Linked DNA regions of Homo sapiens: region 2 is linked to region 1. A link is a contact called in ENCODE Hi-C or POLR2A ChIA-PET data. All regions are on one chromosome and are shown on one strand. Each heading gives the region's core, a stretch centred on a gene start or an enhancer-like site at or near the end of the contact. The rest is flanking DNA. Distances are from core to core; before and after follow the strand shown.

Region 1 (2,715 bases), core at 28-2,527:
TGATCCTTCCATTCCTTCTACACTGATTGGTTGGTATTTTGTACAGAAAAGCTTTCTCATATCTGATTTACTTGTCTCAATATGGACCCATGGGTATTTGAGTTTCTTGTGGGGTTATTTGTTGTTGTTTTTGAGACAGGCTCACCCAGGCTGGAGTGCAGCAGCACGATCACTGCTTACTGCTTACTGCAGCCTCGACCTCCCATGCTCAAGTGATTCTCCCACCCCAGCCTCCCAAGTAGATGGGACTACAGGCATGTGCCACCAAGCCTAATTTTTGTATTTTTTGTAGAGACAGGGTTTCACCATGTGTCCCAGGCTGGTCTTGAGCTCCTGAGCTCAAGCAATCCTCCCACCTCGGCCTCCCAAAGTGCTGGGATGAGCCACCGTGACTGGCCCCACTTAATGGGTTTTCAGAGGTGGGAGCAAAGAATGAAGGGAGGAAGAGAGCTCCCATCTTTTCCATTACCGTATTTACTTAAAACTGGAAAAAACTGAATCACTGGGATGGTATTTCATTTATCTTTTGAAATGAAGAATAGATACATTAATTTAAATGATTCTCTAAAGACTGTCCTTCAGCATCCCTAAAGCATTGCAAAACTATAGGCACAGTTTTTATTTTATCTTTCTGGCACCTGGTTTGGGCTTTGGCTTAGATTAAAAAGACGAGCCTTCTCCTGCCCCTGCTCCCTTTTATTCCCTGCCATCTGCTAAGCTCGACTTTTTATCTCTCAGGCCAAATTTGACTCTGTAAGGGACTTTGCATAACGTTTCATCCTCAGAATCGCTAATGATGGGCAGAGGACTGTTACATGTGTTGGGAGGGATTAAAGTATATGACCTCAGTGCCACTTAAAAAATAAATACTGTCTCAACTATCAGTCTGGCTCTGAATGGTATCTCTTAATATGCTTAATGCAAGAATGGTGGGTCGGGCGTGGTGGCTCACGCTTGTAATCCCAGCACTTTGGGAGGCTGTGGCAGGCGGATCACCTGAGGTCAGGAGTTTGAGACCAGCCTGGCCAACATGGCAGAACCCATCTCTACTAAAAATAAAAAAAATTTAGCCAGGCATGGTGGTGGGAGCCTGTAATCCCAGCTACTGGGGAGGCTGAGGTAGAAGAATTGCTTGAACCCGGGAGGCGGAGGTTGCAGTGAGCAGAGATTGCCCTCCAGCCTGGGTGACAGAGCAAGACTCCATCTCAAAAAAAAAAAAAAAAAAAAAAGAAAGGTGCTATGTGGGGCTGGAAGGTGGCTCCAGGTGTGAAGCTGCTCAGGAAGTTGTGTGGTTTCAATGTGAATCTAACAGAGAAGTGTTTCTGAAACTGATTTACCTTCCTAAGTAGTGTTAATTAGGGTGAGGAGATAAATTCAATGTTGTTTGAAAAATGAGAGACAGTTTGAGACAGATGCACTGGAGCTATTGGAGTGAAACCATGTTCCTGAAGGCAGCGATCACCCTGAAAGTGGGTTTTGCACTGTGAAAGGGATTCATCTCCCGGTCTTGCAGGATTCATGTAGAGCCTGGCCTCTGTTAATGCTATCAAACCTATGTACAATGGGTCGGCCACTTCTTTTCATATAAGTTCATATTCTCTTGGGTTCTGGTTGGAAAATTAGGCCTTGGAAACTTAGTGAGAAAGGGAAAATCTAACGTGCTAAGCCATCCTACTTGGATGTAATTGATTCCTATCTTTGCTTAAATACATACTTTAGTAGGAGTAAGGAGTTCTGTCTGTGGCTTAAAAGATGAGCTCAGGACAAGCAGTTTCTTTCAGTCTGTTCACAAAGGCCTGTTCTTTGGTTTGTGGCTGCAGCTGCTATTTTCAGAGCCTGGCTGCGTTGATGCATTGCAGATTTGTGCGTGCTTCCTAATTTGGTCTACAGGTTGTGATTTGGGAACCCTGGTTAAGAGGTAGAAGAAGTGCTCATGGTGAATTTCCCAGGTGAAAACACTGAAACATTGCATCATGACTGCTTCATTTTATTTAAATAAGTGTCTTGGCTCAAGGTTGGACATTGTCTCTGTAGCCAGTGAAACACACTCCATGACCAGGTTTCAGGACAAATCACCACAGTCCGATTTAATACCCCACTGGGGACCCTGAGACACCGTAGCCTTGACTCCAGCCTCAAGCTTGGCATCTTTACCCACAGATGAGCCTCACACTGCCTTCATTCATTCATTCTCTACTTCCATTCTCTGAATTTGGATTTTGCCATTAAAATTTAATGTTATAGCCAGGTGTGATGGCTCACACCTGTAATCCCAGCACTTTGGGAGGCCAAGATGGGAGGATCGCTTGAGTCCAGGAGTTCAACACCAGCCTGGGTAACATAGCAGCATCCTGTTCATACAAAAAAATAAAAAATTAGCCAGGCGTGGTGGTGCCTGTGTGTAGTCCTAGCTACTCAGGTGGCTGAGGTGAGAGGATCGCTTGAGCCCAGAAGTTCAAGGCTTCAGTGAGCTGTGATCACACCACTGCTGGGTGACACAGCAAGACTCTGTCTCAAAAAAGAAAAGAAAAGAGAGAGAGATAGAAAGGAAAGAAGGAAGGAGAGAGGGAGAGAGAACGAAGGAAAGGTAAGAAAGAAAAAGAAAAGTAGCCGAGTGTGGTGACCCATGCCTGTAATCCCAGCTACTGGGGGAGCCGAGGCAGGAGAATCGCTTGAACCCAGGAGGCTGAGGTTTCAGTGAGCCAAGATCACGCC
Region 2 (2,700 bases), core at 1-2,500, 100 kb after region 1:
TTGGCCACGTGGCCCTGACTTCTCACTTTCATAAGAAGGGGTTTGTATTGTGGAGATACAAATTATGGAGTTGTTTGCATTAATACAAGTGTTTGTGGAAAAAGATGCCAAACTTTCCTGTGATTGGTAATGCACCTTTATTGTAGGCTCAGCAAAACAGTCCCTCATCTACGGGATCTGGCAACACAGAGCATTCCTGCAGCTCCCAAAAACAGATCTCCATCCAGCACAGACAGACCCAGGTAGGTTGGTGATCGATAATCAATTGAGGGGGATACCTGCTGTGTAGGAATAAGGGCTAACCTGTGTAGTCTGTCATTCTTCTCTGACTTCTCTGACCACCTCATTATTTGTGTGTATTATATTCAGAACTTGCATTATGGGTATTTAAAGTCCTTTGGAAGGTGCTTTAACTTTTTGAGGCTTTTCTTTACTCTTCTGGTGTATTGTAGCAGAAATGCTTATGCTAAAGCATGGTGTTAAGGAAAGTGCACACTTTTTTTTTTTTTTCCTACAGTATTCCACAGAAGAAAAGTACCTACACTTTGAAGGCCTCTAAGTTCAGATTCTGGCACTGTGGCCTAAGTTCAGATTCTGGCCTGGGCCTCAGTTTTTCTTAGTACAAATCATCTGTGAAAATGTGGTTGATTCTCATGATCTCAGACAGTGTATACGAAATGTTTATTAGTAGTGTACTTGTAGTAGGCTTTCAATAAATGTTAATTCCCTAATTTATGAAAGTAGTTAATGTATTCCTTTTCCTGCTTACTTATTTATACCTGGCTAAACTTCTCTCAGATGTGAGATACCAACATGGTTTACTCCTTAAATTGTGTTCAGAAACTCTTTAATTTAGGGAGTGTTCTGAACATTTGAGGATTGTATCTGCAAAGGATGGTGGCTATAGCTTCCATTTTGTAGTTTTGAGTATACTGGGTTTTCTTGAAGCCTCTTTTGATACTGTATATATTATCTTCAAGACAGGATCGTTGGCAATCTAGGAGAATTTCTTAAATCTCAAGAGGTATACAACTCCCTGGAGCACATTTGAATTTTATCTAAATCACCAGCTCTTGTACAGTTCAGTTAGATAGTTGAGCACTCAGGTAGCTTCTTCTCTTCCCTTCTGATTGCTCTCTGTTTCCACCAGATGGCGCATTTGTTCCTTAGAGAGTTGTGTCAAGTCTCCTGTGAGATCGTTTTCTATTCAAAGTTAGTTTCATTTCTGGAGTAACGTGTTTCTACATTGTTCAGTGCACAGTAGTGAGAATTCATACATTTGATTCCAGAATTAACATGTATTTGAAGTGTAGGTGTAGTGGGACGTAAGGAACCCAGCAGAGGACTTGAACAATGAGATGAGACAAGCAGATTTCATTTCTTAAGCCATGTGATTCTAGGCCATTTGTGTGAGCAAGTGCTTTTTTTTCCCCCCAAGAAAGGTAACGAGAAGAGTGTGATGACATATAACATGTTGAGACTAATCCTAAATTTGTTTTACCTTTGTCTCTGTAGTCCAACCTCACAATAGAAAAAATATCTGCACTAGAAAACAGTAAGAATTCTGACCTAGAGAAGAGGGAGGGAAGAATAGATGATTTATTAAGAGTAAGTATTAAAATTTGGTAAGATATTTTATAGCAAGCACCATTTGTTATATATATTTGGATTATGTACATATCATAGAAGTAATTACTATAGCCAAATAACAATGAAATAATAAACATTTGGGTATTTTTCTTTAATTGAGGGAATCTGAGTAGGAACCAGGTTCCTGCATTCTAAACACTACCTTTAAATTGGAAATCTTATACTGTAGTATTTTAATGATTGAATTTATATTGGAGAAATAGATATGTGGAGTGTTATATTTCATCTAGAACTGTGGGAATAAGTATAAAGTGTTGTTTTCCCATTCCAGAGAAATTATTTTAATATTGTTGAATTTTATAAGCTATTTCAAAGGACTTTTTAGCCCATTTTGCTTTTTGTACCTTTTATAACCTACTCACCCAAACTTTTTTGTGCTTACAAAAGAAACCTTTAAAATGCTTCATCTGGAATTAAATAGATATCACTAGAAAATACTTTATCAATATATTTTGAACATGCAATTTGGCATGACTGACTCATAGTTTTTAAAGAGTAAAAAGGGCCGGACATGGTGGTTCACACCTGTAATCCCAGCACTTTGGGAGGCCAACGCAGGTGGATCACTTGAGGTCAGGAGTTTGAGACCACCCTGGCCAACATGTTGAAAAGAAACCCTGTCTCTACTAAAAAAATATAAAACATTATCCTGGTGTGGTGGCAAGCGGCTGTAGTCCCAGCTACTTGGGAGGCTGAGACAGGGGAATTGCTTGAGCCTGGGAGGCGGAGGTTGCAGTGAGCCGAGATTGCGCCACTGCATTCCAGCCTGGGCGACAGAGTGATACTTCGTGTCAAGAAAAAAATAAGAAAGTAAAAAGGACCGGGCATGGTGGCCCATACCTGCCACTTTGGGAGGCTGAGGCAGGAGGATTGCTTGAGATCAGGAGTTTGAGACCAGCATGCATGACACAGCAAGACCCCATTTCTATAAAAGAATACAAAATTTGCCAGGCATGGTGGTGTGTCTGTGGTCCCAGCTACTGGGAGCCTGAGGTGGGAAGATGCTTGAGCCCAGGACCTCTAGGCTACAGTGAGCCAAGTTCACGCTGC

Evidence for each region. Hi-C counts contacts between places; a loop is a spot of excess contacts on that map. ChIA-PET counts read pairs that join two places held with the same protein, here RNA polymerase II (POLR2A). Pooled maps may share reads with other maps.
Region 2: a loop to region 1 is called in a pooled map, with 3 times the contacts of the local background. The contact joins two enhancer-like sites. A Hi-C loop is called at or near these places in 1 of 37 single-sample maps with no recorded cell type and 1 of 50 pooled maps. POLR2A ChIA-PET finds 5 or more read pairs at or near these places in 3 of 52 experiments (GM12878, T-cell and WTC11).

Annotation. Positions count from the first base shown.
Region 1 is chr7:128,505,719-128,508,433 of GRCh38, forward strand. It overlaps METTL2B (methyltransferase 2B, tRNA N3-cytidine), which reads left to right. Exons shown (of 9, transcript NM_018396.3): 9 at 1-884. Among named protein-coding and RNA genes, the nearest start is that of METTL2B, 30 kb to the left of the region's middle. RefSeq lists an enhancer at 1,058-1,147. Within about 2 kb of position 1,278, at least 5 of the 41 ENCODE cell types and tissues checked have a DNase peak (open chromatin) inside an H3K27ac peak, as active enhancers do; they include GM12878, where a contact is called at or near this core.
Region 2 is chr7:128,607,972-128,610,671 of GRCh38, forward strand. No RefSeq gene overlaps it. Among named protein-coding and RNA genes, the nearest start is that of LINC01000, 32 kb to the right of the region's middle. Within about 2 kb of position 1,251, at least 7 of the 41 ENCODE cell types and tissues checked have a DNase peak (open chromatin) inside an H3K27ac peak, as active enhancers do; they include GM12878, where a contact is called at or near this core.